2 separate regions of the Homo sapiens genome follow, and region 2 is linked to region 1. A link is an interaction called in ENCODE POLR2A ChIA-PET data of the cell type or tissue named here. Cell type or tissue: HepG2. All regions are shown on one strand. Links, peaks and the distances in the headings refer to the core of each region. The heading gives the core; the rest is flanking DNA.

Region 1 (5,000 bases), core at 1-5,000:
GCCCTATGTGCTATGAGGATCTCTTGAGGTACTGCCTGTGAATGCACTTTGGAAAGTTTAAAGGCAGTGGGGGAGAAGTGGGACTACCCCAGAGTTAAGCTGTAAATTTGGGAGTCAGTGGGAGTGTCTTAAGTCCTGGTGATAGGCTGTATGTTGCAGGGTCTGGCTGAATGTTATAGATTTCAGTATGTTTGTGAAAGCTGGGGTTTATTCTATGGCCAGGCTGTGATGAGGAATGGTACGCAGGCTTCAGAGAGGGTGATTTATAGGTTAAGTCCTTGCATAATAAATGATCGGGGTGTGTATGTGATAGGCTGTCACAGGTTTAGGGGTTATAACACAGTTTTGGTGTGTGTATTGAGGTCAGGATGCGTGTCATAGGTCCCAGTGTGTATGACTTAGACTGTGTGTGTGTGTATATATCCAGGATTTGGGTATATTTAGGATTTGAGATATATCACAGGTTGATGGCCAGACGCGGTGGCTCACATCTGTAATACTAGCACTTTGGGAGGCCAAGGTGGGTGGATCACCTGAGGTCAGGCGTTCGAGACCAGCCTGGCCAACATAGTGAAACCTGTCTCTACTAAAAATACAAAAATTAGCTGGGTGTGGTGGCATGCACCTGTAATCTCAGCTACTCAGGAGGCTGAGGCAGGAGAATCGCTTGAACCCAGGAGCTGGAGGTTGCAGTGAGCCGAGATCGCGCCACTGCACTCCAGCCTAAGCAACAGAGCGAGACTCCGTCTTGGAAAAAAGATATATCACAGGTTGAAATGTGTATCAGGTAGTGATTTATGTGAAAGTGAGATGTGTTATTTATGTGGAAGATGTTCACAGAGCCAGGTGCAATATTACTGCACAGTTAACTAGTGAGTATGTCATAAGAAATCCTGTCCTTGGAGTTATGTGTGAATATAGTTGGGGGTAGGAGACAGGAAGTAGAGAAACAGACACTCAAATTGCAAAGAAGGAAATAGAAGGTTCGTGCTCCCCCTTCCCGTGTGTGTGTGTGTGTTTGTGTGTGTGTGTGTGTACTATGTATTTTCCTTTTCCTATTTGTCCACGAGTAAGGTCTGGCCCACTACCCAAGTTTTAGAAATATTCCCTCCTGCTACAACAAAATTACCTTAGGAAAAAAAATAGAAATATCTGCTCCCTTGGGATGCCCTGCTGGATGGGAGAACAGGTCCTATCCACTAACCACACGTTTTTTTTTCTGGGGTGGTGGGGAGGATTCAGCAGCAAACTAAGCTCCTTCTGGGGACCCTTGGATGGCCAAGTTGGCTTTCCCTAGCTCTGACAATGCCTCTTTCCCTGGCACCCACTTGTCTTCAGTGGTGGTGGGGAAGGGGGCTTCCTGTTAAGGGGGATCTAAGTCAAGGCTTGGAATTTAGCTGGGTTGGGGGCAGGGAAGCCTGGAGTGTCCCCCTTCCTCCAATCAGTGTTTACAGTCTGATGTCAGAATGTGTGTCTGTCAAAAATAACCCCCTGGAGCCTCTCCCCCCAGCTGCTCCAGGATTTCACCAGGGGAGCCCAGGCTGGCAGTCCGGGCCAGCCTTCAACCTGAGCGATCACAGGGGCGAGAAAGATTTGGGGGAGGTTTGGGAGGTGCTTTGAAGATCTTGGAGTCTGCAGAGAGGAGCCCGCCCTCCTCCATCTCTGCCAGTGGCTTTGGCCCACCTGCTCACTCCTGAGCACCGTGCCTGGGGCTCGGGGGAGGCGGGCTGCATTTCGTTCCTGGCCCCCACAGGCCTCTCCTCCATCCAGGTCTCTCCTGGCCCAATCTGATCCGTCCCCTGTCTCTCCCAGTCTCTGTCTCTCTTTTGTTTTTCTCAGCAGTCCCTCCGTCCCAGCCTCCCTCCCTCCCTTGCTCTTCCTCTTTCCTCTCAGGGAGGGGGCGGGGCCGGTGGGGGCAGCTCCACCCTCCGCCCGCCCTGGGGCCTCATTCTGAGAGAGGCTCGGAGAGAGCGAGCGGGGAGGGAGGGAGGCAGGGAGAGAAAGGGAGAAAGGCAGGCAGCCGGCGGGCGCTGCGTGTGTGTTTGAGTGTGCGAGTGTGAGTGAGTGTGAGTGCCGGGTCCTGCCTCTCCTGGTGCCCCCAGCAGAGGGGCCCGGTGGCCTGGGGAGGGCGGGCGGGCTGCTCGGAGGCAGAGGCAGCAAGAGGCGGCGGCGGGGAGAGCCGAGAAGGAGGAGGAGGAGAGAGGAAAGAGCGGAGCAGCCATTGTTGAGGGAAACCTTGCAAACAAAGAAGGCTCCGGACTCCCCGCGGCCCCCCGCCCCCCAGGCCGGCCCCCTGGCCCCCGGCCCCCGGCCCAGTGGCCATTGTAACTTTCCCCCGGGACAGCGGCCGCCGCGGGGCGGGCCGAGGCAGTGCGTGCGAGTCTTTGTGCGGCCGGCGGACTGGAGCTCCCAGTCGGGCCTGCCCGTCCCACTCGGGACATGAGCTGCTGAAGTTGTCCCCCCGTCAGCCCTCACCCCTGCCAGGACTCCTCTGGGCTTGCAGTCGCTCCCCCGTACCTCTCCTGGCCCCCTCAGTTCTCCCAGGTAAGTCTGGGCACCCTGCGAGCCTGTTGGGGGTGGGCGGAAGGCCCTCAGCCCGGCCCGGGCCTGATCTGCGGGCTGGGGGAGAGGTGCCCCAGCCCAGAGCCGCCGGGGCGCTCAGGCCTGCTGACCTGTGGCCAGTCCCTAAAGGGAGGAGGCCTGCCCTCGAGTCAGCCTGGTTACCATGGCAATACCCAGCTGGAGGTGCCCCCCTCAGCCCCGGGATGCAGCTTCCACCCTGAGAAAACTTTACTAGTTCTGGGCTCTTCTCTCCCCCTTCCTAAAGGCTTCCAATTTGCTAGAGGTGGGAGGGGGGCTATGGCTGACTCCAGGGCTGGATGACACATCTCCTCCGTCCCCCCACCTTGCTGCCTCTACTCCTGCTGCTGGGGACAGGCAGCAACAGGGACAGATGGTCTGGGTGATGTCCCTCCCCTTCTCTACTCACTCCCAAGCCCTTGTGCTGGAGCCACTGGGAGTTGTGGCTCTGGAGAGATGCTGAGTTTGTGTCCATTCACTGGAGGTGTAAATAGAGGCCCAGAGCTTTGGGCTCTAGCTCCTCAGAGCTATTTACCCAGGCCTAGACAATGCCTGTTCATTCTCTAGAGAGAGAAATGGAGGCTCTGAGAGTTTTTTTTTTTTTTTTTTTACAAAATTGGAGAGAAACCCAGGCGTCCTGCCTCCTGTCTCTTCAGGTTCTTGAGCTAACACATTTCAAGTGGCCCGGAAACTGAGGAGGCAGGGGTGGTTAAGCTATGGGAGAAAGGATGGCCTAGTTGGGGGATGAGGGCCAGGTCTGAGAATCTACTCTTGGGTTTATTGCCCAGGCCTGGCCTCTGGTGGGCTGTGTGAGTTTGGGCTTCCTGTGTGGCCTTAGTCTGCCTGTCTGTGGATTGGGGAGACTTGGTGGCTGGGTGGGGACTGTCTTTCTGGAGACACAGGCTCAGTCCAGACTGGCATGTGAAGGCTGTGTGTGCTGTTCTTGGAGCATATGGATGTGGCCCGTGAGAGCTCGTGCATGGGGTGAGGGCCTGTTGCGGGCATCTGAATCTGCCTGGGGCTGCTGGGTTCCAGCCCTTGATAGGCATGTTAGGGCGAGCTGAGGGTGAAAGCCTGCTAGGCAGGATGAGGCACACGTGTGTGCAGGCACACACAGGCTCTGACTTGGCATCTTCAGAGACTGTGCAGTCTGGGACCCTCCTTTTGCCTGCATTGTGAGGACAGGGCTCTGGGGAGAGAATTAAATGACACATGTTGGCACAGGGTCTTCTTTTGTCTCTTCCCCCCAAAGAAACAAAATAGGTTTTGTATCTAAGTTGGGGAGGAGATCTAGATACAGCCAATCTAGCTACCCTTCCAAATGCAGTCGAGTTTTAGGGACCCAAGGAAGCAAATGTGATTGGAGTCAGATGAACTTTTGGGCCTGTGCCTCAGTTTCCCCTCCTATCTGGTGAGAAGGGGAAACAGAGTTGCAGGGGTACCTGGCTCATACCCAACTATGAATTTAACACTTTTTCCAGTCAGAAAACAGTATTCCAGGAACTGTTTGCTGTTAGGTGAGGTGAGAGAGAGGACATGTGCACATCACAGATACACACTAGTGAGACCCCTGTCTAGTGACCACTTGCCCCTAGACTGAGGAACATAGGCTTCTTCCCAGACCACCTACTTCTCAATTGTAGGTAGAGTGGGATGCAAAGGAGGCTCATCTGCCTGCTTCCCCGACTCCCAAGTCTCAGAAGAGAAAAGGGGTTGAGGCTTTGGGTTTCTGGTTTGGAGACAATACTGTCTACCCTTGGGGGCGGGGGTGGGGGCTGGGCTGATAAGGGAGTGGCCGTTAGTGGGGAGGCAGAAGGCCCAACTGGTTATCTGGTAGGCCACACCCAACAGGCACCCACCCCCATTTATCTTTCCATCCCTTGCCCTCCTGAGACCCTGAGGGTGGAGGAAGGGCAGAGTTTGAAAATCCTCCCTTTTCCTCCCCCACTTTGGTCTCTAGAGGGCAATAGAGGGGTCAGATGGTAGAAAGAGTATAGGATGTGGGAATCAGAAGATCCAAGCTCAAGTCCTAGCTTTGACAGTTACTAGCTTTATGATCTTGGCAAGGTCCTTTGAGCCCTCAGTTGCCTCATCTGTAAAATGGGAATGTTATGGTCAGCCCTGCTACCTCATAAGGTTGTTTTGATGATTGAGTGAAAGTATGTAGATTAAAAGGGGGTTTATCAATATTAGATTCTAATGATTGGATATTTATTTATTCTGTAATCATTCTTCCCAGCTTCAATTCCTCTTCTGTCATCTAGGACTCAGCCAAATGAAGAAATGGGATCTTGGGTATGCGCTGGGATTAGGGTGGACTACTCTTGTTTCTTAATGAAATAAGATTGGAGCCAGAATTAGAAGGAGAGACAGGTGCTCCCTAGAGTAGCCCCCTCCCCTAGTCCACCACTCTCTTATAA
Region 2 (15,726 bases), core at 6,275-11,274, 55 kb before region 1:
AACCCAGTATCACACAACTACTAGTGCTACAATTCAGACACGGGGCCCTTTGGTCCTTTCCACTGCTCTCTGCTGCCTTTCTCAAATGAAAAAGAGAAAATGAAAAGAAACTTTCTCCAACTTCCCAGGCCCCTTTGCTTTTTGTCCTGGAGTTGCTCTGGCCCGGGCAGGCTCACCATCATCACTCCTGGGGCTGCCTTTCTAGTCCCGCTCTCTGGAGACCTCTCCAGAAGCCTGGAGCTCAAGTGGGCTTGCAGATGCAAGGTCTGGGGTCCCTCTGTGGAGAACCTGGAAACACCTTCTCAGGGTCCACGGCCCCCACAGCCACTCTTTTCCCTTTTGTCTTGCAGGTTTTGTATTCCTCAGAGCCCTCTTTTTTCCATCTCTCTACTTTTCTCCTTCTACGTTTCTCCTCTCACCTCACCTGTCCCAAGGAAACACAGCATTCTTCTTTAAAACAACAACAACACTTTGTATGTGTGTGTGAAATACAGCAAACATAAACATGAAGCTTAATGGATAATTCTAAAGCACTACTCAATTCAAGAAAAAAATTTTTTAAAGTCCTGGTGTGGTGGCTCATGCCTATAATCCCAGCACTTTGGGAGGCAGAGGTGGGCAGATCTCTTGGACCCAGGAGTTTGAGACCAGGCTGGGCAACATGGTGAAATCCCATCTCTACTGACTGGATGGTGATACTCACTGGATGTTTAATGATACCAACTAATTACTATACTGATAATTCTTTTTTTTTTTTTGAGGCAGAGTCTCATTCTGTCGCCAGGCAGGAGTGCAGTGGTGCAATCTCAGCTCACTGCAACCTCCGCCTCCTGGGTTCAAGTGATTCTCCTGCCGAGTAGCTGGGACTACAGGCGCCTGCCACTGCGCCCGGCCTGATAATTCTTTTAAGTGTGAAAAGTAAAGCCTTTTTCCTTAAAGGCTTAACTTTAATTTTTTTGAGATGGAGTCTCACTCTTGTTGCCCAGCTTGGCATGCAGTGGTGAGATCTCGGCTCACTGCAACCTCCACCTCCCAAGTTCAGGCGGTTCTCCTGCCTCAGCCCCCCCGAGTAGCTTGGATTATAGGCATATGCCACCACGCCCGACTAATTTTGGTATTTTTTGGGGGGGGAGTTTAATTACATGATTGTAATTATACAATTTCCACTATTCGATATTTTGTATAAAACCAGTTACAACTCACAAGATTTTCAAATGTGACAATATGTATCAAACTACATATATATGCAAAGTTTACAGGCCATTAGGCAGCTTTATCCTAAAAATACCTTCAGGAAAATAAACATTCATTCAACCAGTTCTCTTGGCTTTAAAGAATATGATTAGAAATATACACTATAGGGGGTGGGCTCAGTGGCTTACGCCTGTTAGCACTTCGGGAGGCCGAGGTGGGCGGATCACGAGGTCAGGAGATCAAGACCATCCTGGCTAACACGGTGAAACCCCGTCTCTACTAAAAATACAAAAAATTAGCTGGGCGTGGTGGTGGGCGCCTGTAGTCCCAGCCACTCGGGAGGCTGAGGCAGGCGAATGGCGTGAACCCGGGAGGCAGAGCTTGCAGTGAGCCGAGATTGCACCACTGCACTCCAGCCAGGGCAACAGGGCGAGACTCCGTCTCAAAAAAATAAAAAGAAAAAAGAAATATACACGGTAAAAAAAAGTCAAGATAATGATTGATCAATACTGATCAGTTACATTTTAAAACTTTTAATAATCTGTACATGAGTGCAGGTTAGATAAAAGTCAGCAAATTATTTATAGAAAACTGCAGTACTATCATCGGATGAACATGTCTGCTGACAATTCTACCAGGTAATTAAGGAGGTAATTTCCTACACAGTACAGGTGAATTGTCCAGTCTTTAAACATACCTGGAGTCATCTCCACTCAGTGACGTGGAGAATACCCTGATGTGGGGAAATGGAAGAGCAGCTGCTAGCCTCCCCAAGGCAGTTTCAGCGGGAGAGAACATTTAAAGGAACAATAAAATAGGTTTTAAAAGTTGCTTTTGGGCCGGGCGTGGCACTGCACTCCAGCCTGGGCGTCTGAGAGAGACTCCGTTTCTCAAAAAAAAAAAAAAAAAAAAGTTGCTTTTGATAAGCACTGCTTTCCAAAATGCAATAATGATTTTTTTTAATGTAGAAAGAGAAGCAGTGAGCTATGTTAAGAACATACATCCAATGAGTGCACTGTGGCTTGGACGGTGACTGGGAAAAAGACCCCAGGAGAGCCCTCGGGCCACACGCAAGCCCAGGCCATCCAGCCCAGGGAGCACACAGGCTTCGTGACAATGGTTGAGAACTCCTCTAAAACTTGCCTAGGCCCAAGAAAAGAGTGGTAGCAATCACCCCTGTGAGAGGGCTAGAGGGGAGGGGAAGAAGGAGGTGGGGGACAGGCTAAGGGCATCAAGCTCAGAACGGGGGAATTCTGGAGGCTGGCAGAGCTGCGTGTTGCCGGGAAGCACTGGCTACGCCAGGCCATTCCGCTCTTACGAGGCACCGCTCCCCACCAAGTTCTACAAAAAGCCACATCTGTCTGTACTTCCAGGAACCCACTTTTACAGACGTTCTTCCTTCGGACTGTCCCTGACTCTTGATAATTTTGAGTCCCCAGAAAGCTTCAAGGGCACCTAAAAATATTCACTTCTAATTTTAATTACATGGCAAACTGTCCCGGTGTACTTTCAGGGCTATTTAAGGCTCTTAAGTTAAGGGAATCTCTCCATCTGACACACACAGTTTCATGTTCCATAGCAACAAGGTCTTCTATAACAAGGACTCTTAAGTCAGAATCCCAGAAGATTCTGGGTGTTCGTGGTTTCAGTTGGAGGTGAGGGGAAGAGTCCACTCTCATTCAGAGCAGGAAGAACTGTTCATCCTTCAGATCCAGAGACTTCCTGGATTCTAGAGACGGCCCCCATAAGTGTAACACTGTTGCTATGCAAACCGTCCCATCATTTGGTTATTACAAGGAATGCTTCTTCACCAAATCACAAGTTTCCTATGACTAATTTCAGTGAGCCAGTTAAATAGAAGGATTTTTAGAAAGAGCCACAGTGGGCCGGGGGCGGAGGCTTACGCCTGTAATCCCAGCACTTTGGGAGGCCCAGGTGGGTGGATCACGAGGTCAGGAGATCGAGACCATCTTGGCTAACATGGTGAAACCCCGTTTCTACTTTGTATTTTGTAAAAATACAAAAAATTAGCCGGGCGCCGTGGCGGGCGCCTGTAGTCCCAGCTACTCGGGAGGCTGAGGCAGGAGAATAGCGTGAACCCGGGAAGCGGAGCTTGCAGTGAGCCGAGATCGCGCCACTGCACTCCAGCCTGGGCAACAGAGCAAGACTCCGTCTCAAAAAAAAAAAAAAGAAAAAGAAAAATAAAGAGCCACAGTGATAGCAATTCTACGTGGAAACTTGAGCAGGCAACATGAAGAGGCAGTTTATAAATGAAAAAGGACTGTGGTTCCGCTGACACCCTTCCTTTTCTTGGACGAAACACCAGGAGGCTTGTTCACCATGAGGGAGACAGTACCCACAAGAGCCGTGGGGCCCACATGTTTACTTGTTCTGATGGGATGAAAAATTAGCTGGGCATGGTGGTGTGCACCTGTAGTCCCAGCTACTCAGGAGGCTGAGATGGGAGGATCATTTGAGCCTGGCTGGAGGTTGCAGGCTTGGGGTTGCAGTGACCCCAGATTGCACCACTGCACTCCAGGGTGGGGAACAGAGTGAGACTGCTTAGAAAAAAAAAAAGTCTTGTTTTTGCTTCAGAATTATCCAATGGGAAGTGGGAAGGGGAATGAGTTGGGCTAATAAGAGATGAAATAAGATGGGCTGTGTATTGTTAAGAGCTGGATGGGAAGATGGGGCTTAATTATACTGTTCTTCCTACTTTGGTAAGTATGTGAAAATTTCCCTAATAAAATCCTTTTTAAAAACACACATACGGCCGGGCGCGCTGGCTCACACCTGTAATCCCAGCACTTTGGGAGGCCGAAGCAAGCGGATCACGAGGTCAGGAGATCGAGACCATCCTGGCTAACATGGGGAAACCTCGTCTCTACTGAAAGTACAAAAAATGAGCCGGGCGTGGTGGCGGGGGCCTGTAGTCCCAGCTACTCGGGAGGCTGAGGCAGGAGAATGGTGTGAACCCGGGAGGCGGAGCTTGCCGTGAGCCGAGATGGCACCACTGCACTCCAGCCTGGGCGACAGAGCAAGATTCCATCTCAAAAAAAAAAAAAAAAGAAAAGAAAAGAAAAGAAAAAAACACACATACACAACTGGGGACAGTAGCTCATGCCTGTAACCACAGCACTTTGGGACGCCAAGACAGGAGAATCACTTGAGGCCAGGAGTTTCAGACCAGCCTGGGCAACATAGTGAGACCTTGTTTCTAGGGGAAAAAAAAAAAAAAAAGGCCAGGCGCAGTGGCTCACGCCTGTAATCCCAGCACTTTGGGAGGCTGAGGCGGGCAGATCACGAGGTCAGGTGATCGAGACCTTCCTGGCTAACACAGTGAAATCCCGTCTCTACTAAAAATACAAACATTAGCTGGGCGTGGTGGCAGGCACCTGTAGTCCCAGCTACTCGGGAGGCTGAGGCAGGAGAATGGCGTGAACCCGAGGAGGTGGAGCTTGCCGTGAGCCGAGATGGCGCCACTGCACTCCAGCCTGGGTGACACAGCGAGACTCCGTCTCAAAAAAATAAAAAGGCCGGACAGGGTGGCTCACGCCTGTAATCCCAGCAGTTTGGGAGGCCAAGGTGGGCGGATCACAAGGTCAGGAGAGCGAGACCATCCTGGCTAACACGGTGAAACCCCATCTCTACTAAAAATACAAAAAATTAGCCGGGCGTGGTGGCACGCGCCTGTAGTCTCAGCTACTCGGGAGGCTAAGGCAGGAGAGTGGCGCAAACCCAGGAGGCGGAGCTTGTAGTGAGCCGAGATAGTGCCACTGCACTCCAGCCTGGGCGACAGAGCGAGACTCTGCCTCAAAAAAAAAAAAAAATTAAAAAAAATTAAAAAAAAAAAACCACACACGCATACACATTCACTCTTATGGACTGAATATTTGTGAAGTCTTCAAGTTCATATATTGACTCCCTAATCCCCAGTGTGGTATGTTGGAAGATGGGGCCTTTAATCACCACCTAATTAGGTTTAGATGAGGTCATGATGGTGCAGACCCAGGTGAGATCAGTGCCTTCATAAGAAGAGCCCGTTGCCTGGGCACAGTGGCTCACGTCTGTAATCCCAACACTTCAGGAGGCCAAGGCGGGCGGATCACAAGGTCCGGAGTGTTTTTTTTGTTTTGTTTTGTTTTGTTTTGTTTTGTTTTTTTGAGACGGAGTCTTGCTCTGTCGCCCAGGCTGGAGTGCAGTGGTGCGATCTCGGCTCACTGCAAGCTCCACCTCCCAGATTCACACCATTCTCCTGCCTCAGCCTCCTGAGTAGCTGGGACTACAGGCACCCGCCCCCACGCCTGGCTAAGTTTTTGTATATTCCCTAAAGACGGGGTTTCACGTGTTAGCCAGAATGGTCTCAATCTCCTGACCTCGTGATCCACCTGCCTCAGCCTCCGGAAGTACTGGGATTACAAGCGTGAGCCACTGTGCCCGACCTGAGGTCAGGAGTTTTAGACCAGCCTTGCCAACATGGGGAAACCCCGTCTCTACTAAAAGTACAAAAATTAGCTGGGCATGGTGGCACGTGCCTGTAATCCCAGCTACTTGGGAGGCTGAGGCAGGAGAATCACTTAAACCCAGGAGGTGGAGGTTGCAGTGAGCTGAGATCGTGCCACTGCACTCCAGCTTGGGCGACAGAGCAAGACTCTGTCTCAAAAAAATAAAAAAAAAGAGAGACCGAAGACCCAGGTGCAGTGGCACGTGTCTGTAGTCCCAGCTACTCAGGAGGCTGAAGTGGGAGGATCACTTTAGCCCAGGAGTTCGAGGCTGTAGTGTGCTGCGATCACACCTGTGAATAGCCACTGCACTATGGCCTGGACAACATAGCAAGACCCTGTCTCTAAAACAAACAAACACAAAAGAAAAAAGAGAGACACCAAAGAATTTGTTCGCCCCATTCTGCCCCCATCATGTGAGGCCACAGCAAGATGGCCATCTGCAAGCCAGGAAGACAGCCCTCACCAGGAAGTGAATTGGTCGGCCCCTTGATGCTTCACTTCCCAGAGTCTAGAATGTAAGAGATCAATTTCTGTTGTTTAAGCCACCCAGTCTAGTATTTAGTTATCGCAGCCCAAGCTAAGACACTCACACCTTGAATGGCTTCCTATTGCCTTTTTTTTTTTTTTTTTTTTTTTTTTTTTTGAGACAGAGTTTCACTCTTGTTGCCCAGGCTGGAGTGCAATGGTGTAATCTCAGCTCACTGCAGCTTCCGCCTCCCGGGTTCAAGCAATTCTCCTACCTCAGCTTTCCGAGTAGCTGGGACTACAGGTGCCCACCACCACGCCCGGCTAATTTTTTGTACTTTTAGTAGACACGGGGTTTTGCCATGTTGGCCAGACTGGTCTCAAACTCCTGGCCTCAGGGAATCTGCCCGCCTCAGCCTCCCAAAGTGCTGGGATTACAGGCATGAGCCATCAAGCCTGGCCCCTACTGCCTTATTAAAGACCGACATTTCAAACATGCCTTACAAAGCCTCTGCCTACTCTACCCCTGCCTACCTCTCTAGCTTCATGTTACACTGCTCTCTCTCCTCACTCTGCATTCCAGCTGCATAGACCTTTCAGTGTGGGGTCTCCATCATCCTCCCAAGGCACAAAAAGGTCTTTGCACGTGCTATTCCCTCTAACTGGAAAACTCACATATCTAGCACCCCCAACCCTCTAGCTTCCCCTAATTAACCCTTAACTTCAGGTTTTGGCTGAAACATCACTTCCTATTCTTAGATTTCTATTACTAGAGTGACCATATGTCCTGGCATGACTAGCATAGCCTCACTTTACACCTATTCATCTCAGACTAATTTCCCTCCCTCTTCCTCTCAAAAGCATCCCAGTTCAGACAATAAGTTACATGGTCATGCTGGGCACGGTGGCTCACGCCTGTAATCCCAGCACTTTGGGAGGCCGAGGCGGGCAGATCACGAGGTCAAGAGATCGAGACCATCCTGGCTAAAACGGTGAAATCCCGTCTCTATGAAAAATACAAAAAATTAGCGTGGCGGGCGCCTGTACTCCCAGCTACTCGGGAGGCTGAGGCAGGAGAATGAAGTGAACCCGGGAGGCGGAGCTTGCAGTGAGCGGAGATCAGGCCACTGCACTCCAGACTGGGCGACAGAGCCAGACTCCGTCTCAAAAAAAAAAAAGTTACATGGTCATGCTATCCATGAGGAAGTCCCACCACCACATGGGTCAGCTGCCCCTATTACATGCTCTCATAGCTCTGTACAACCTGCCTTCACACACTGAAGTTTGTATTTACACATTTATTTGTGAGGATTAATATTTTTGTCCCTCACTAGTCGGACAAACTTTTTGTCTTTTTTGAGTAAACAAAACTTTTTTTGAGTAAACTTTGATTGCTGGAACTGTGTTTTTTGTTCATTCAGGATTGTATCTGCAACAGCTACCACACAGGATCACATGTCATGTACCTGGCGCATGGCAGCCACTCATATTTTCTGAATGGATGAATTTTTGCTGAATGGATAAATTTCTGTTTGGCAGGCTAATTTCTTGAAATACTCTGTACTTCCTCTGCCACTTGGAAGTATCCACTTCCAAGGCGGAAGCCTGGCATTTGTTCTCCTCAATCCTGAGCTCCTTGAGATTATGCTGGGAGAGGAGGGAAGAGAGAGGAGAGAGGAGAAGGCATCAAAGCCTCTGAGCTCCCAGACCTAGGAAGAACACAGGCCCGCAATTTCCATCAGCAGTGGGATCTGCAGCCGGTCACCCTTGCAGGAGCCCGAAGGCCCTGCCAGGACCTGGAGGTAGGGTTGGGGTTCCACGGGGAACATTAATCTTCTACAAGCCATGTTGCCTGCCACTGGCTTTCAGGTATCAGGTAACCTCTCATGGATAACCAGTACAGACCAGAGACCAGAAAACCTCCCTTCTCGGCCGGGCGCGGTGCCTCACGCCTGTAATCCCAGCACTTTGGGAGACCGAGGCGGGCAGATCATGAGGTCAGGAGATGGAGAGCACGGTGAAACCCCGTCTCTACTAAAAAATACAAAAAAATTAGCTGGGCGCCGTAGCGGGCGCCTGTAGTCCCAGCTACTCGGGAGGCTGAGGCAGGAGAATGGCGTGAACCCAGGAGGCAGAGCTTGCAGTGAGCCGAGATGGCACCACAGCACTCCAGCCTGGGCGACAGAGCGAGACTCTGTCTCAAAACAAACAAACAAACAAACAAACAAAAAACCCCTTCTCTAATTTCCAAAACTAAAGAGCCTCAGATGAGGGCCTGTGTCTTATTCATCTGTGTATCCAAAGGCTCACAGTGGGCTCTTCAAGGTGTTTTTTTTTTTTTTTGAGACGGAGTCTCGCTCTGTCGCCCAGGCTGGAGTGCAGTGGCGCTATCTCGGCTCACTGCAAGCTCCGCCTCCCGGGCTCACGCCATTCTCCTGCCTCAGCCTCCCGAGTAGCTGGGACTATATAGGCGCCCGCCACGGCGCCCCGCTAATTTTTTGTATTTTTAGTAGAGACGGGGTTTCACTGTGTTAACCAGGTTGGTCTCGATCGGCTGACCTCGTGATCCGCCCGCCTCCGCCTCCCAAAGTGCTGGGATTACAGGCGTGAGCCACTGCGCCCGGCTCTTCAAGTTTGTTGAATAGCACTGGAGTAAGTAAGGAGTTAAGCTTCTATTTAAGTCCAGCCCAGCTCCCTAAACAGGGGGGCAACATCGCCACCTACTGGCCCCATCGGTAACTGCAGACAGGCTCTGCAGGAGGGATTTGAGAACTTCGTGGTCCGGCAGAAATAGTGCTTTCACCGCAACCGGATTAGTGCCAGGAGTATTGTATTAGACTATCAAATCTCCTAACATACTCAGGTGGACAAAATAAAGTACTAATTCCTAACTTAGGTACAAAAGGCCATTGACATTGAACTCTCAGTGAAATTTCGCAGTATCTTGCCCCCACCTCCCGCACACCTCTGCTTGACCCATTCTAACAGCCCTCTTCTCCCACTGGAAAAGGCACTCTTCCTTACACGGTATGCACTTTTCTCGCTCCTGGCAAACTGCAGCTGTCTTCAGAATCCTAGGCCACCATCAGCCAAGTCTTTTCTTCTTCTTCTTCTTCTTTTTTTTTTTTTTTTTTTTTGAGACAGAGTTTCACTTTGTTGCCCAGGCTGGAGTGCAGTGGCACGATCTTGGCTCACTGCAACCTCCGCCTTCCGGTTTCAAGCGATTCTCCTGTCTCAGTTTCCTGAGTAGCTGGGATTACAGGCGCCTGCCACCACACCTGGCTAATTTTTTGTATTTTTAGTAGAGACGAGGTTTCACTATGTTGACCAGGCTGGTCTCGAACTCCTGACCTCGTGATCTGCCTGCCTCGGCCTCCCAAAGTGCTGGGATTACAGGTGTGAGCCACCACACCGGGCCAAGCCAAGTATTTTCTTGCTTGTACCCTTAGGGGTGCTACTCTGACCTTCAGTTTGGGACAGAACTCAGCTCAGTGCACAGAAACCATTCCCATGCCTGACTTTCCCCATTAGACACTGAGCTCTCTGGGAGTTCTATGACGAGTACATAGCAGGTTCACAAAGACTATTGAATACAGGTAGCTCCATGTTTGGACATACAGAGACCTGTGTTCTTGTCTCAATGTGCCACTAAGTTGCAGTTTCATCAACCCTAAGTAAATCATTTGATACTCAGGGCTGTTTCCGTAGTGGTTTTCAACTAGGGGCAATTTTCCTTCCCAGAAAATATTTGGCAATGCCTGGAGCCGTTTTTGGTTGTCACAACTAGGGGAAACTATTGGCATGCAGTGTTAGAGGCCAGGGACGCTGCCACACATCCTACAACACACAGGACAGTCCTCAAAAGCAAAGACTTACCTGGCCCCAAATGGAATGATCTACTCGATACCCACCTAACAGGGTTGCAGTAAGGCTACACCGGGCGAAGGGCAAGCCCCCAACAGGGCATTAGGAAGTCTCCTGCCTGTGTCCATGAAGCATGATGCAGAGGGGCATGAGCCATGTGTCTGGTTGACTGAATTTGCGGATTTCAGTGCCAGAGCCCATCAGCAAGGGGTAGGAATTCCAGATTCTTCACAAAACTAAGAAGTTTCTAATAGGACCAATTCCACATATCCATTTTTGTATCAGGAATAAAGATGATAAACGTGAAACAACAAAAAACCATTGCAGGGAAATAATCATTAACATATGCTTGATGCCTTTGCCAAAATGGCATGTTGCACATCACAAGGAAACCAAAGAACATCATTTCCAAAGCTTTTTTTGTTGAGCAAGAGGCAGTTATGGAGTGCTTATAATATGCCAGGGACTGTACTAAGTGCTTTAAATTCTCAGTCCTTACAACAAGCCTCTGAGAGAGTCAAGAATCTACAAATGAGTTGAGATAGTATTCTCTCTTTTTTTGAGACAGAGCCTTGCTCTGTCACCCAGCCTGGAGTGCAGTGGTGCGATCTCAGCTCACTGCAAGTAGCCAGGATAGTCTCGATCTCCTGACCTCGTGATCCACCCGCCTTGGACTCCCAAAGTGCTGGGATTACAGGCCCAGCCAGTATTCTCATTTTACATCAGAAGGTACACTCTGGGCTGGGCACAGTGGCTCACGCCTGTAATCCCAGCACTTTGGGAGGCTGAGGTGGGAGGATTGTTTGAGAGTAGCCTGGGCAACACAGGGAGACCCTGTCTCTACAAAACAAAATTAAAAACAAAAACAAAAACAAAACAAACAAAAAAACAACTAGCCAAGCCTAGTGACTACTGTAGTCCCAGCTACTCAGGAGGCTGAGGTGGGAGGATCTCAGCTACTCAGGGGGCTGAGATCAGAGTATCTGCTTGAGCCCCAGAGGCTGAGGCTGCAGTGAGCGGTGATCGTAATCGCACCACTGCACTCCAGCCTGTGCAACAGAGCAAGACCCTGTCTCAAAAACAAACAAACAAACAAACAAACGCAGACTCAGGTTAACCTTCCTAATGAATACTGTTAGGCAATTTGCTAAACCGCCTCATTTGTGTAACACACTAGCTGCAAAACGTAGCAGACTCAGCTTTGCAAGGCCTAAGAGGAAATGAGTTCTGTCGGAAAAAAGCAAACAAGACTGAGAAGGGTTATACAATACAGAAGAAAAGTCATGATTTAAACAATAAACAGCAACCTCACAAATTATTTATGTTTTAAGGAGAATAAATTAATGGATGTATGTCATATTCAACTTAAAAATGAAAACGGGCTGGGCGCGGTGGCTCCCGTCTGTAATCCCAACACTTGTGGGAGGCCAAGGCAGGCAGATAGCTTGAGCTCAGTTCGAGACCAGCCTGGGCAACATGACAAAACCCTGTCTACAAAAAACACAAAAATTAGCCAAGTGTGGTGGCACATACCTGTGGTCCCAGCTATTCGGAAGGCTAAGATGAGAGGATTGCTTGAGCCTGGGAGGTGGAGGTTGTAGTGAGCCAAGTTTGCACCACTGTACTCCAGCCTGGGTGACAGAGCAAGACCCTGTCTCAAAATAAATAAAATAAAAATGCCAAGGCCAGGCGTGGTAGCTCACACCTGTAATCCCAGCACTTTGGGAGGCCGAGGTGGGCAGATCACGAGGTCAGGAGTTCAAGACCAGCCTGGCCAAGATGGTGAAATCCCGTCTCTACTAAAAATACAAAAATTAGCCAGGCATGGTGGCAGGTGCCTATAATCCCAGCTACTCAGGAGGCTGAGGCAGAGAATTGCTTGAACCTGGGAGGCGGATGTTGCAGTAAGCTGAGATCACGCCACTGCACTCCAGTCTGGGCGAAAGTGGTATAGACGTACAATGGAATATCATGCAGTCTTAAAAAGGAAGGGAATCCTGTCACCTGCTATAACATGGATGAACCTTGAGGACATTGGCTTGGCTAAGTAAAATAAGCCAGCTACAAAAAGATAATATCATTACTGTTCCACTCATGAGGTTATATCTAAAGTAGCCAAAATCATAAAAACAAAGTAGAAAGATGGTTGCCAAGGGCTGGGGAGGAGGGGATATTAGTGTTTAATGAATATAGTTTCAATTTTACAAGATGAAAACGTCCTAGGTATCTGTTACACAGTGGAATATACTTAACACTACTAAACCATACAATTAAAAATGGTTAGTGGTAAATTTAATGTCGTGTTTTACCACTATAAAACAAAAACAAACAAAAATGAGAGAGCATTTTCATTTATCCAAGTAGCAAAGATCAATTTGGTAAATAGTGTTGGCAAGAGGGCAAAGAGGCACTTTGATAAAATGTTGCTGGAACTATACGATTAGTAGAACGATTTTGGAGGGCAATAATGATCAAAATGTTATTAATAAATGCAAATATCCTTTGAACCAGCCATCATTTTTAGGAATATTTCCTACATAAAAACACACAGATACTCAGTCTCATGTATAAGACTACCCAGTGTAACACTATTTGTAATAGCAAAATACTTAAACTTCTGCCCCTAAAGTACTAATTTAAATAACTTAAAACAGAGTACCATATAGCCATTAAAAATGAGCTGCTGTGTTCTGCTATGAATTGAGCTCTGAAAGTTGCAAAACATTGCACTTGACGAACTGCCCCATTTGTGCCAAGAAAAAAAGGAGGGGAGGATGCATATAGTAGCACATACCTAGAAACTGTCTGGAAGGAGACACAGAAGCAGGTTCCAGGAAACAGGGCTGAGATGAAATTTTTTTTTTTTTTTTTTAAATTTTTGAGACAGCGTCTCACTGTGTCGCCAGGCTGGAGTGCAGTGGCACGATCTCAGCTCACTGCAACCTCCACCTCCAGGGTTCAAGCAATTCTCCTGCCTCAGCCTCCCGAGTAGCTGGGATTACAGGCACGTGCCACCACGCCCAGCTAATTTTTGTATTTTTTAGTAGAGACGGGGTTTCACCATGTTGACCAGGCTGGTCTCGAACTACTGACCTCAGGTGATCCGTCTGCCTTGGCCTCCCAAAGTGCTGGTATTACATGCGTAAGCCACTGTACCTGGCCTGAAATTTTCATTTTATACTATTATTTTTAACAAGTATATTTGAAAATGGAAGCATGAAGGTGGGAAATACCAATTCACTTCTTTTCAAATACTCTTTAGATAAGCGGTTTTCAACTCTACCTGTTCATTAGAATCATCTGGGAGCTTTAAAAATACCCTAGTGCCCGGGCCTCACCAGACAGCACCAGGGTCTGACTCAATAGATCTCAGGATGGGCCCCTGAGTATCCGTGTTTCTTTTTATTTTTTATATTATACTAGGGTAAGTTCTAGGGTACATGTGCACAATGTGCAGGTTTGTTACATATGTATACATGTGCCATGTTGGTTTGCTGCACCCATTAACTGTCATTTACATTAGGTATATCTATCTCCTAATGCTATCCCTTCCCTCCCCCCACCCCACATTAGGCCCTGGTGTGTGATGTTCCCCACCCTGTGTGCAAGTGTTCTCATTGTTCAATTCCCACCTATGAGTGAGAACATGCGGTGTTTGGTTTTCTGTCTTTGTGATAGTTTGCTGAGAATGATGGTTTCCAGCTTCATCCATGTCCCTACAAAGGACACGAACTCATCCTTTTTTATGGCTGTAGTATTCCATGGGGTGTATGTGCCACATTTTCTTAATCCAGTCTATCATTGATGGACATTTGGGTTGGTTCCAAGTCTTTGCTATTGTGAATAGTGCCACAATAAACATACGTGTGCATGTGTCTTTATAGCAGCATGATTTATAATCCTTTGGGTATATACTCAGCAATGGGATTGCTGGGTCAAATGGTATTTCTAGTTCTAGATCCCTGAGGAATCGCCACACTGTCTACCACAATGGTTGAACTAGTTTACAGTCCAACCAACAGTATAAAAGTGTTCCTATTTCTCCACATCCTCTCCAGCACCTGTTCTTTCCTGACTTTTTAATGATCGCCATTCTAACTGGTGTGAGATGGTATCTCATTGTGGTTTTGATTTGCGAGTATCCGTGCTTCTAAGTTCCTCAGATGATTCTAATTTTCAGCTGATGTCTTAGGAATCGCTGATTTAGACCAGGGATTGGCAAACTTCTTCTGTAAAGGGCCGCATCCTAAATATCTTAGGCTTTGTGGGCCATTGATAAGATCTCTGTCACACATTCTCTTTTTAAAAGACCTTTACAAATGTAAAAACCATTCTTAGCTCCTAGGTAATACAAAAACAAACCATGGGCTGGATTTGACCCATAGGCCATTTTGCCAACCCCCAATTTGGACTATGCGTAGGCTAGAATATAGCCTGGAAAAGGCACCGTGAGACAAGCTGCTGCCAAAAAGCCTCTGCAGTGAAATCACAGGTCTGGACCCCAGTCCTATAACTGGCACCAAAGTTGTTCTGGTTTGAGTAGGGGGTGGGAGGGGTTTAGACTCACAATAATAAAACTCCCAAGACACATTATAAACCAGCCAGTTTATTATTTTGTAGTAAGATTTAGAACTTTTACCATGCAGACTGAAATATCTGTGTCAGCATGAACAGTACATTTTCTTCCTAGAGGCAGTTACATGGAAAACCAGGTTATTATCAGGTTATTTAGCAAGTATGGAATCCAAACAAGAGGAGACTAATCTTAAGACCTATAACTCGTCCATGAAGGCTTGGGGCACACTTTTCTACCACCAGAATGCCTTAGCTTCCAGAAAGCTGTGGACTCTTCCCTCTCCGTCTTGGTCTGGCTGAGTACCGCTACTGCTCAGTCACTTCCTGCAGCCATACCGTCAGGCCAGCTTGGCCTAAAAGCTGTTATCTCTGGTCACTGGTTTGTGTTGTTACAGCCACTGCTACTAACAGTTAAGGTTCTGAAGGGGGCATGTCAATTGCTCCCAGGTACCAACTAGGAGACACAATAATCCTATTAGTTTGTTCTCCCAAACCCACTCCAGTTTATCAGGTAATATGCTCTGTAAGGTTCTTTCCAACCCCATTAGCACATACATAGATTACCTATAATTTCACCTAATGTAATCTACCTTCCTACTGAGGATTGAGGTTTTAACGTTTGTTTTTTTTCCCCCCACTTTCTTGATCAGTGATTCTCAACCATGTAGGAATTAATGAAACCAATTCTGTATCACCACTGCAACCAAGACAGCAATACCAAGTGATATGTATTTTTCAAACTCATGTCATTTTGTTCTCTATACTGTAAAAAACGAGAAGATGCAGTCCTCAACTTAGAACTCAATACTAGGAAGGGTCAAGTTGTCAAAAAATGTCTTTCAACAGTAGAAAAGTTTGCTTTCAAATTAAAAAACAAAGCACGTATTGCAAACATCGTGTAATGATAAAATTACAGAAAAAAATATATTCAGAATGACCCATGGCATTCACGCCATACCAGAATTTTGCCTGTAACAAAACAGAGAATTTTATCCCAAAAAGTAGGTTAGGTCCATGCTGGCTAAAAACTTCAGTCCCAGACCCAATAAATGAGGATGAAATACATAGTGCATGCTTAACAGACATTGCATATACATCAACAATTCTTTAATGCCCCTCTCTA

The links. Peaks named below come from ENCODE experiments on the same cell type or tissue, not always from the same donor. Only the 100,000 strongest peaks of a DNase experiment are listed, where the experiment ranks them.
Region 2: POLR2A ChIA-PET joins it to region 1 with 5 read pairs; 25 of 35 experiments call an interaction of 5 or more read pairs at or near these places.

Annotation. Positions count from the first base shown.
Region 1 is chr10:102,111,950-102,116,949 of GRCh38, reverse strand. All of the region lies in intron 1 of LDB1 (LIM domain binding 1), which reads left to right. Among named protein-coding and RNA genes, the nearest start is that of LDB1, 5.9 kb to the left of the region's middle. RefSeq lists silencers at 1,817-2,026, 2,137-2,286, 2,307-2,456, 2,507-2,596. In HepG2, for the core only: a CTCF peak has its summit at 4,547 (motif pointing right); DNase peaks (open chromatin) are centred at 1,939 and 4,528; H3K4me3 peaks cover 2,238 bases.
Region 2 is chr10:102,162,759-102,178,484 of GRCh38, reverse strand. NOLC1 (nucleolar and coiled-body phosphoprotein 1) reads right to left here. Exons shown (of 13, transcript NM_004741.5): 13 at 14,615-15,726. Among named protein-coding and RNA genes, the nearest start is that of NOLC1, 18 kb to the right of the region's middle. In HepG2, for the core only: a CTCF peak has its summit at 8,881 (motif pointing left); a DNase peak (open chromatin) is centred at 8,884; H3K4me3 peaks cover 380 bases; H3K27me3 peaks cover 640 bases.